2 separate regions of the Mus musculus genome follow, and region 2 is linked to region 1. Evidence: chromatin contacts called from ENCODE Hi-C or POLR2A ChIA-PET data. All regions are on one chromosome and are shown on one strand. Each heading gives the region's core, a stretch centred on a gene start or an enhancer-like site at or near the end of the contact. The rest is flanking DNA. Distances are from core to core; before and after follow the strand shown.

Evidence for each region. A loop is a pair of places that touch in the nucleus more often than their neighbours do. ChIA-PET counts read pairs that join two places held with the same protein, here RNA polymerase II (POLR2A).
Region 2: a map of heart shows a loop between it and region 1 (2.5-fold over the local background). The contact joins two enhancer-like sites. A Hi-C loop is called at or near these places in 13 of 37 maps with a recorded cell type or tissue (Patski, T-helper 2 cell, gastrocnemius and 2 more). POLR2A ChIA-PET finds 5 or more read pairs at or near these places in 1 of 5 experiments (Patski).

Annotation. Positions count from the first base shown.
Region 1 is chr3:21,563,044-21,566,203 of GRCm38, reverse strand. No RefSeq gene overlaps it. Among named protein-coding and RNA genes, the nearest start is that of Gm31610, 75 kb to the right of the region's middle. Within about 2 kb of position 1,588, at least 1 of the 3 ENCODE cell types and tissues checked has a DNase peak (open chromatin) inside an H3K27ac peak, as active enhancers do; it is heart, where a contact is called at or near this core.
Region 2 is chr3:21,932,811-21,936,474 of GRCm38, reverse strand. The region is part of intron 3 of Gm31813 (a long non-coding RNA gene); the gene reads left to right. Among named protein-coding and RNA genes, the nearest start is that of Gm31813, 30 kb to the left of the region's middle. Within about 2 kb of position 1,599, at least 1 of the 3 ENCODE cell types and tissues checked has a DNase peak (open chromatin) inside an H3K27ac peak, as active enhancers do; it is heart, where a contact is called at or near this core.

The DNA.
Region 1 (3,160 bases), core at 339-2,838:
GATTCAATGCTCTTTCTCACCAGCACCTGCTTTGCTGATGACACCAGGACCCTTTCTAGGTCCTCACCACCCCACCCCACCCCTGCTGTCCTGTGTGGCTACTTGCACCCTCACAGAGTGAAACTAGGAGGTGGTTCTTTGTGAATCACTTTTCTGTGTCCTCCAGTCTGTCCTGTGGTGAGTTTCCTTGCTGGGTGTGACCTACTGACCTACTGCTTGCAGATCACTTTCCTTGAACACTCCAGGGTGTCCTGAATGAATGGGGCCCTGGGTTAGAACAAGCTGAGATGACCAGTTGTCTCACAGAGACGGTTCTGGAATTCATGGCTTATTTTCTGAAAGATAAGAAAGAACAAGTGTCTGGCTGAAGTTTCATTGTGCTGTGTGGAGATGGAGTGTCATCTGATTGCCCACTGAAGTCCAGTGTTAGTGAGAAGCATCAGACTACTCAAGGAGATGGGGGATGCTGAAGACTGCAGAAGGAAAGGACCAGTAGGAATTGGGTTGTGGAGAGCAGTCTGGGCTCTGGGGGACATGCCTGTAATAGAGCTCCACCCCTGACCTCCACATCACAGAAGCCTTTGAGTAAGGCTTTAAGTTTGCATCTGAAAATCTTTAGCTCAGTTCTTAGCTTTCTTTATCTCTTTCGAGAAATAAATTTTCTAGACCTCTGTCCTCTCATTTGTAACCAAATATATTGGGCCAAAATGCTCTTAATTCTAAAGTTCTGTGGTATGTAAGTTTTTTGAAAAGTCCATAAAAGTGACTCATTAGCTAATATAGAACTGAATTGTGTGGCCACAAAGAAAATCTTTTTGTTTGTGTTTTTGAGACAGGATTCCAGTATGGACCCCTAGCTGGGATTCACTATGTAGATCTCAAGTGAGCTGCCACTTTCCTGCCTTCTGCCTCCCACGCTCTAGGATACACAGGCATGATCACTCATGCCTGGGCAAAAATAGATTTTAAACTCTCTCTCTCTCTCTCTCTCTCTCTCTCTCTCTCTCTCTCTCTCTCTCTCTCTCTCTCTCCAAAGATAAAAACAAACCAAAAGCACAGAGTGGATTTAGACACATCCTTCCTACTCAGGCGTGTTGAGGCTGTAGCTCTGGGCACAGAGGAGTGAATAGGTCAGGGCATTTCCCTGAAGCGTGGACAGACAATCTTCCACTGCTCCCTCCCTCCATCTCCATGTTCCTTGTCAGGATCTAAAAGTCAGACTGGGAGCTCACCTTTCAGGGCTGCTTCCTACACCCAAATACTCCCTAAAACCAAGAGCCTTTCCACCCTCAGCCTTGTCAAATCTTTGGCCAATTAATTAGTCCCTAACCCATTAGACCCGAACCTCACATGATGCTTTCTTCAGACAGAGTCAGGGTTCTAAAAAACTGCCCAAGCTTGAGTCTTCCTTGTATCTCTTAGTCCCCTTTCCTTAAGGATGAGGCTGCCACTGCCCCACTGTTCTGGAAGCTCATAGTATTGGCTGCTCAATTCTTTGGAAACCCAGCACAGCTTCCCCTCCCCCCAGCTGCCTTGGCAACAAAGATGAAAAAGGTTCTCAGAACAGTCCACAGCCAAGAAGGGCTCTCTGGGAGACGCTCTTCTGACAGAACCAGGCTGTTAAGACAGAGTCTATTTTCTTCATGCTTAAAATACATTGCTGTGTGTGTGAGCTGCCTCCGGGTTTGGGTGACAAGTTCTCCTATTTTTGTCACATTGCCCTGGTTTCACTGCTCTCCCACCACCCAGTGTCCTGAGAAGTCCTTCTGAGTGACAAAATGTCCCCTTTAATAAATCAAACCGTCCATGTGGGGATCACACCACTTGAAATAAGACCCTGTGGAATGTGGGCAAGCCAAGCTGTTGCTGGCACTGCAGCAGCCCCTGAGCTGGAATCTCCAGCACACATGCTTTGATTTAATTGGCCTAATGAGTCTGGGCTGGATGTGACCACATGATCAATCAGGTTCTAGTTATGAGATGTTGAAAAATGGGATTACAGTAGAGAAAAGGCTTTTGGCAAATTGACTACAGCCAGGAAGCTGAGAAGGCTTGATTTAACAATCGAATCGTTTTCCCTTTATTTTTGTCCCATCCCTTGCATGCTGATAAATCACAACAAAACTGAGGTGGGTGCCTTACTTGTATGTATTATTCATCTTGCAAGTCCCTGCTCTGTTTTGATCTAAAAATGCTTTTGTTTTTCAAACGCAATAGGTTTTGTCTTGTGTGACACTAAAAACAAAACAAAACAAAACAAAACAACAACCTCCCCACCCCAAAAAAAAAAAAAAAACCAATGAAGGTTTGCTGTCTAGAACAATGAAATGCCCTTATTAGAATCTTGTTGTCCTTGTAATAGACTGGGGAAGGGAGATAAGTGTATTTTGTATAGACGTGTACATATATGAAATCATTAGTTTGAACACTTACCTGCAAGTTTAGTTACTTATCAACCCCAGTCATTTCATTACTGTTTATATAATGAGGCCCTTGATGGGCTAGCAAGATTCTGGCATGTGGGTCCCCTCCCCCCATGTTTTTCTGTGCTTGCTCAAGGGAGGAAGGCCTTGAGTCATTTCAGGACAGAGGCTCCTTGAGCAGACATTGTTCCACTGTGGGAAATTAAGGGAACTTGGCAAGCATGGTTGGTTTTCTTCTTGACTCGTTAGGCCTGAGGGAAACACAGGTATCAGTGGCATACGGCATTCTGCTAGTCATCTCTAAAAATCTCTACAGAGAATTTTTACTTGTTATTTAACTGATCTTTGGTCAAACTTGTAAGATTGAAACAAATTTACTCAACTTTGGGAACTGGTTAACTTCTTACTGTTTAAATACATAAAGTTTTTTCCTTCATTTCCTTTGTAATGTGGGTGAGAGGTTTTATTTTATTTTAGTTCTTGCCCTGGAGCTTCCTTTCAACATTAGTGGGAATAGAGAATCTTAAATTTCTAGAATATTCTGAGCAAAGGCACTCTACTGCCGAAAGGACATTTTCATATGCCACACTACACTGTTTTTGTACATCTTGGCCCAGGGAAGTTCTTAATCACTCTGCTGTCAAGGAGCATATGGTTTGGATCTAGGCTCCACCCCTCATTAGCAGGTTTTCATGAATGAGATGGTAACCAAAGACCACTGCATAAGTCATGATGCA
Region 2 (3,664 bases), core at 350-2,849, 370 kb before region 1:
GTGTAGGGGGCGGGATGGGGCAAGGCCTTTCCAACCTCCCCTACCTTGGTGACTGCTGCTAGCTTTGTAATCTGCTCTGCCACGTGGTGTGCGCTTGGAGGTAGGTGGTGGTAGCAGTTATATCGGCCAGAGGAATATTTGGCTAAACATAACATTGAAACCCCCCTCTCCCTAGCCCAGGCCCCCTCTTGACTCGGTGAAGGCGATCCTGATGCGGCTGAGATCCATCCAGCCTGGCCAGGCAGCCGCCGCGCCTCCCCTCCCCCGCTGGACTGTGAGCCCATTTTCGCTCGGCTGGTCTCTGCGCCGCCGGATGGATGGCGCCCCACCCCCCCTCTCCTCTGCTCAGTCATTCAGACTTGGAAAGTCAATAACACGCTGACATCATCAGGGGTTTGTGTATTATTACACGGCTACTTTCCAGAATACCTGGCATTATCTAAGAGAGGAGCACTCGATTGCACCAGCAAGGCCCCGAGCGGAGTCTGCAGCCCCGGGGAGGCGCGGCTGCTGCGGCCAGGCCCTTTTTTTCCACAGGGAGTACCTCCAGGGCACCAATTAGGAACAGATGGTGGCTTCTGCTCTAAAAGCAGATGCACTTTAGATATCGATACAGATTCATTTTGGCTTGGGGGATGTACTCAGAAGTCACCCTCAAGTGACCTCCATTTCTTCTGAAAACACACGTGCCCTGACTTTTGGTCCTTAAAGAGCATTTTCAATGATTCTCACACAGGCAAAAAAAAGAAAGGCATGTGCTCTAACCAGAAGCCAAAGCCTGCCTCTTGATGCTTAGGAGTGGGGGTTGGGAGGCGGGTGTTATGCAATCACCATTGCGGGTGATTAGGGCTTTGCTTTGCCTCCAAGGCTGTTTGGTGGTTGAGTTTCTCTTTAAGCTTACTGCAGGGCAAACGCACAGAAAAACATGGCCCAGATTTATGGTGCAAAACTGCTCTCCGAGTAAATTGCCTTAGCATTCTGTTTCGGTTCTGGAGCAGAGAAGAGTAGATGGATTTGGGGTTAATTAAGATCTCTTTATCATAAGTTCCGGGGGTTACTTTGCCTAGAGTGAGGGGTTTATTTATTTATTTAGGTTTCTTTCTTTCTTTTTAAAAGTTTATTCGTTTAAGTAGTTTACTTCTCTCCCCCTTGCTGTGAAGGGTACATGAAAGGAGCTTTGATACTAATTAATTGTATAGATGGCTGCCACTTTGTTTTAGAGAACACATTCACATATTAAAGACAATACATCCAATAACTCACGCAACATGGTGCCTTTTCTGAATAGCCAAACAGGCTATTTATTTACAGACACAGGACTGGTCTCCTTTAAGTTCTCTTCAGTATTTTTAATTGGAAAAAAAATAATGGCAGCCAGCCCTAATTTGGAGAATGACAAGGGGAAGGGCTGGCCCTCCTTCGCCTGATCTCACCCCCCCCCCCCCGCCCCCCCTTGCTCCCGGCAGGGAGCTGCCTGATCTAAAGTCCTTAAGTTTCCCCTGGAGGAAGCAGAGCAGACAGCCTCTCACTAGTAAGGGTTTCTCTTCCTGCAGCCAGTCCTTTCAGAACCTTAGGGCAACTTCCCCCTAAATGCTTTGACAGAGAGCAATCTGAAGCTGCCATTTCTCAAATCCAGCCACAGCTGGGATGCACAAAGCTAGGAGTCAGGGCAAAAAAATCTCCAAGATGGCCCCCTGATAGCCCTCCCTAGAAGTGTCTGAAATGGTGAGACGTGCAGAAAAGTGGAACTTATGGGGTCAGGAAGAAAATGAACCCTCATTTTGGGGCCTAGTTGAAACCTCTAGCCAGCCGAAAGCAAGATTTTTTTTCTTTTTAAAGTTAAAATTTGCTGTGAAAGTTGCTGTCATACAAACAATATTCCTGTGTATGTGTCTGAAGGCCCAACATGTGAAGGTCACAGGGCAACCTCAAGTGTCCTTCTTCACCAGGTGATCCCCAGTTTTTGCTTGAGATGGGGGTTTCTCAGGTTTTTTGTTGTTTTTGTGTATGGGTGTTTCTATGTATGTATGTATGTATGTATGTATGTATGTATGTATGTATGTATGTGCAAGGGTCTATTGTGGTCAGGAGAAGATGTTTGATCGACTGAAGCTGGAGTTTTCAGTGGTTGAAAGCTCCCAGATATAGGTACTAGGGACTCATCTCTGGTCTTCAGCAAATGCAGCAAAGGCACTTGCGTCCTACCTCTAGCTTCTGGTCTGCTCCCTGAAGTAGGCCAGGTTAGATGGCCAGAGGGTCCGCCCACCTGCCTGCTCCTACCTCCCATTTTGCCATCCTGCAGGTTTCATGGTAATGCCTGACTTTCTGTGTAGGTTCTAGGGAATCAAGCTCAGGTCCTCACACTTGTGAGGCAAGTGCTATACTGACCGAGCCCTCTCCCCACCCCAAAGATTCTTTTCACATAGAAATACTTTGCCAAATTAGCAATGAATCATGCTTAAGTCCTAAGCTTACATTATCTTGAGGATGGCTTGATTTTTCTCTACAGAATATTGTTTGGAACGCTTACAAACAAGACTGTTAAAGCTGGTGAGACAGCTCAGTGGGTAGCGACGTGGGGGTGGGGCTTTGCAAGCCTGGAGATCTGAGTTCCATCCCCAGAACCCATGTGGAAGGAGAGAACCAACTCCGGACTTCTTCTTTTACCTATACATGCACAGCCTGGGATGTGAACCTTTATACATATATCGTGGAGATATATGATAATACATTTCTAGAAGTAAAAGATGTTAATTTGGTTTGCAGTGGAAATATCCTTTCTTCTAATATCCCAGTAACTCAGGGTTTATGTTAATCTTATCCATTGTAATCCTGTCATAAGGTGCCCAGGAACCATTCTGGGATCTCATCTAAATTCCTTGAAATAAATAAGATTTATTTAAATCATGCAACCATTTATATATATGTGTGTGTGTGTATATATACATATATATATATATACATACATATATGTGTGTATATATGTGTGTGTACATACATATATATATACATACATACATATATGTGATATATGCACACACATACACACACACACACAATGACATATATATCATATATATGACTATTCTAAGGCAATAATGTAGGCTCTTCTTCGAGGAGCCCATATCCATAAGCAAGCTCTGTTGTATCTTATTCCCCCAACCCCGAAGTGCTTGTCTTTTCTGTTGTTAAAGAATATCCAACTCCATTTCCTATTGGCCCCTCTTGAAATTTTTTTCTGCACGATCTAGTTTTACCTAAGTCTGACTCTCTGAAAGAGTAGGTTAGAACGGAGTCTCCTTTGACTCTGGACAGTGTAGACAGTACATGTATTTCCCCTTTACCTAGCCTTGGACTACTTATTTAGGGGTTTCCCACAGCTTAACAACGAGAAGTTCTGACCTTGTGCCAGGCCTCTTTGGTTTTTCAGGGTGGAGAGTCTCTTAAACCAGGTATGTCTAAACAAAGTCTATGCTAAAGAACCACACAACCAAAAATATAAGTAATCAAATGTAGTCTCCCCTCCCCCAGCCTGAAACCTGCTTGCTCAGGGGTGGAGCTTCCTGCTCATTTGTTCTGTCACGCCCACTGCTGGACCATGCCGCTTTGCTGTTGGTGCCACCACGTGTTCACCCTACTACTGGACCCCGAGATTATTCGGCGG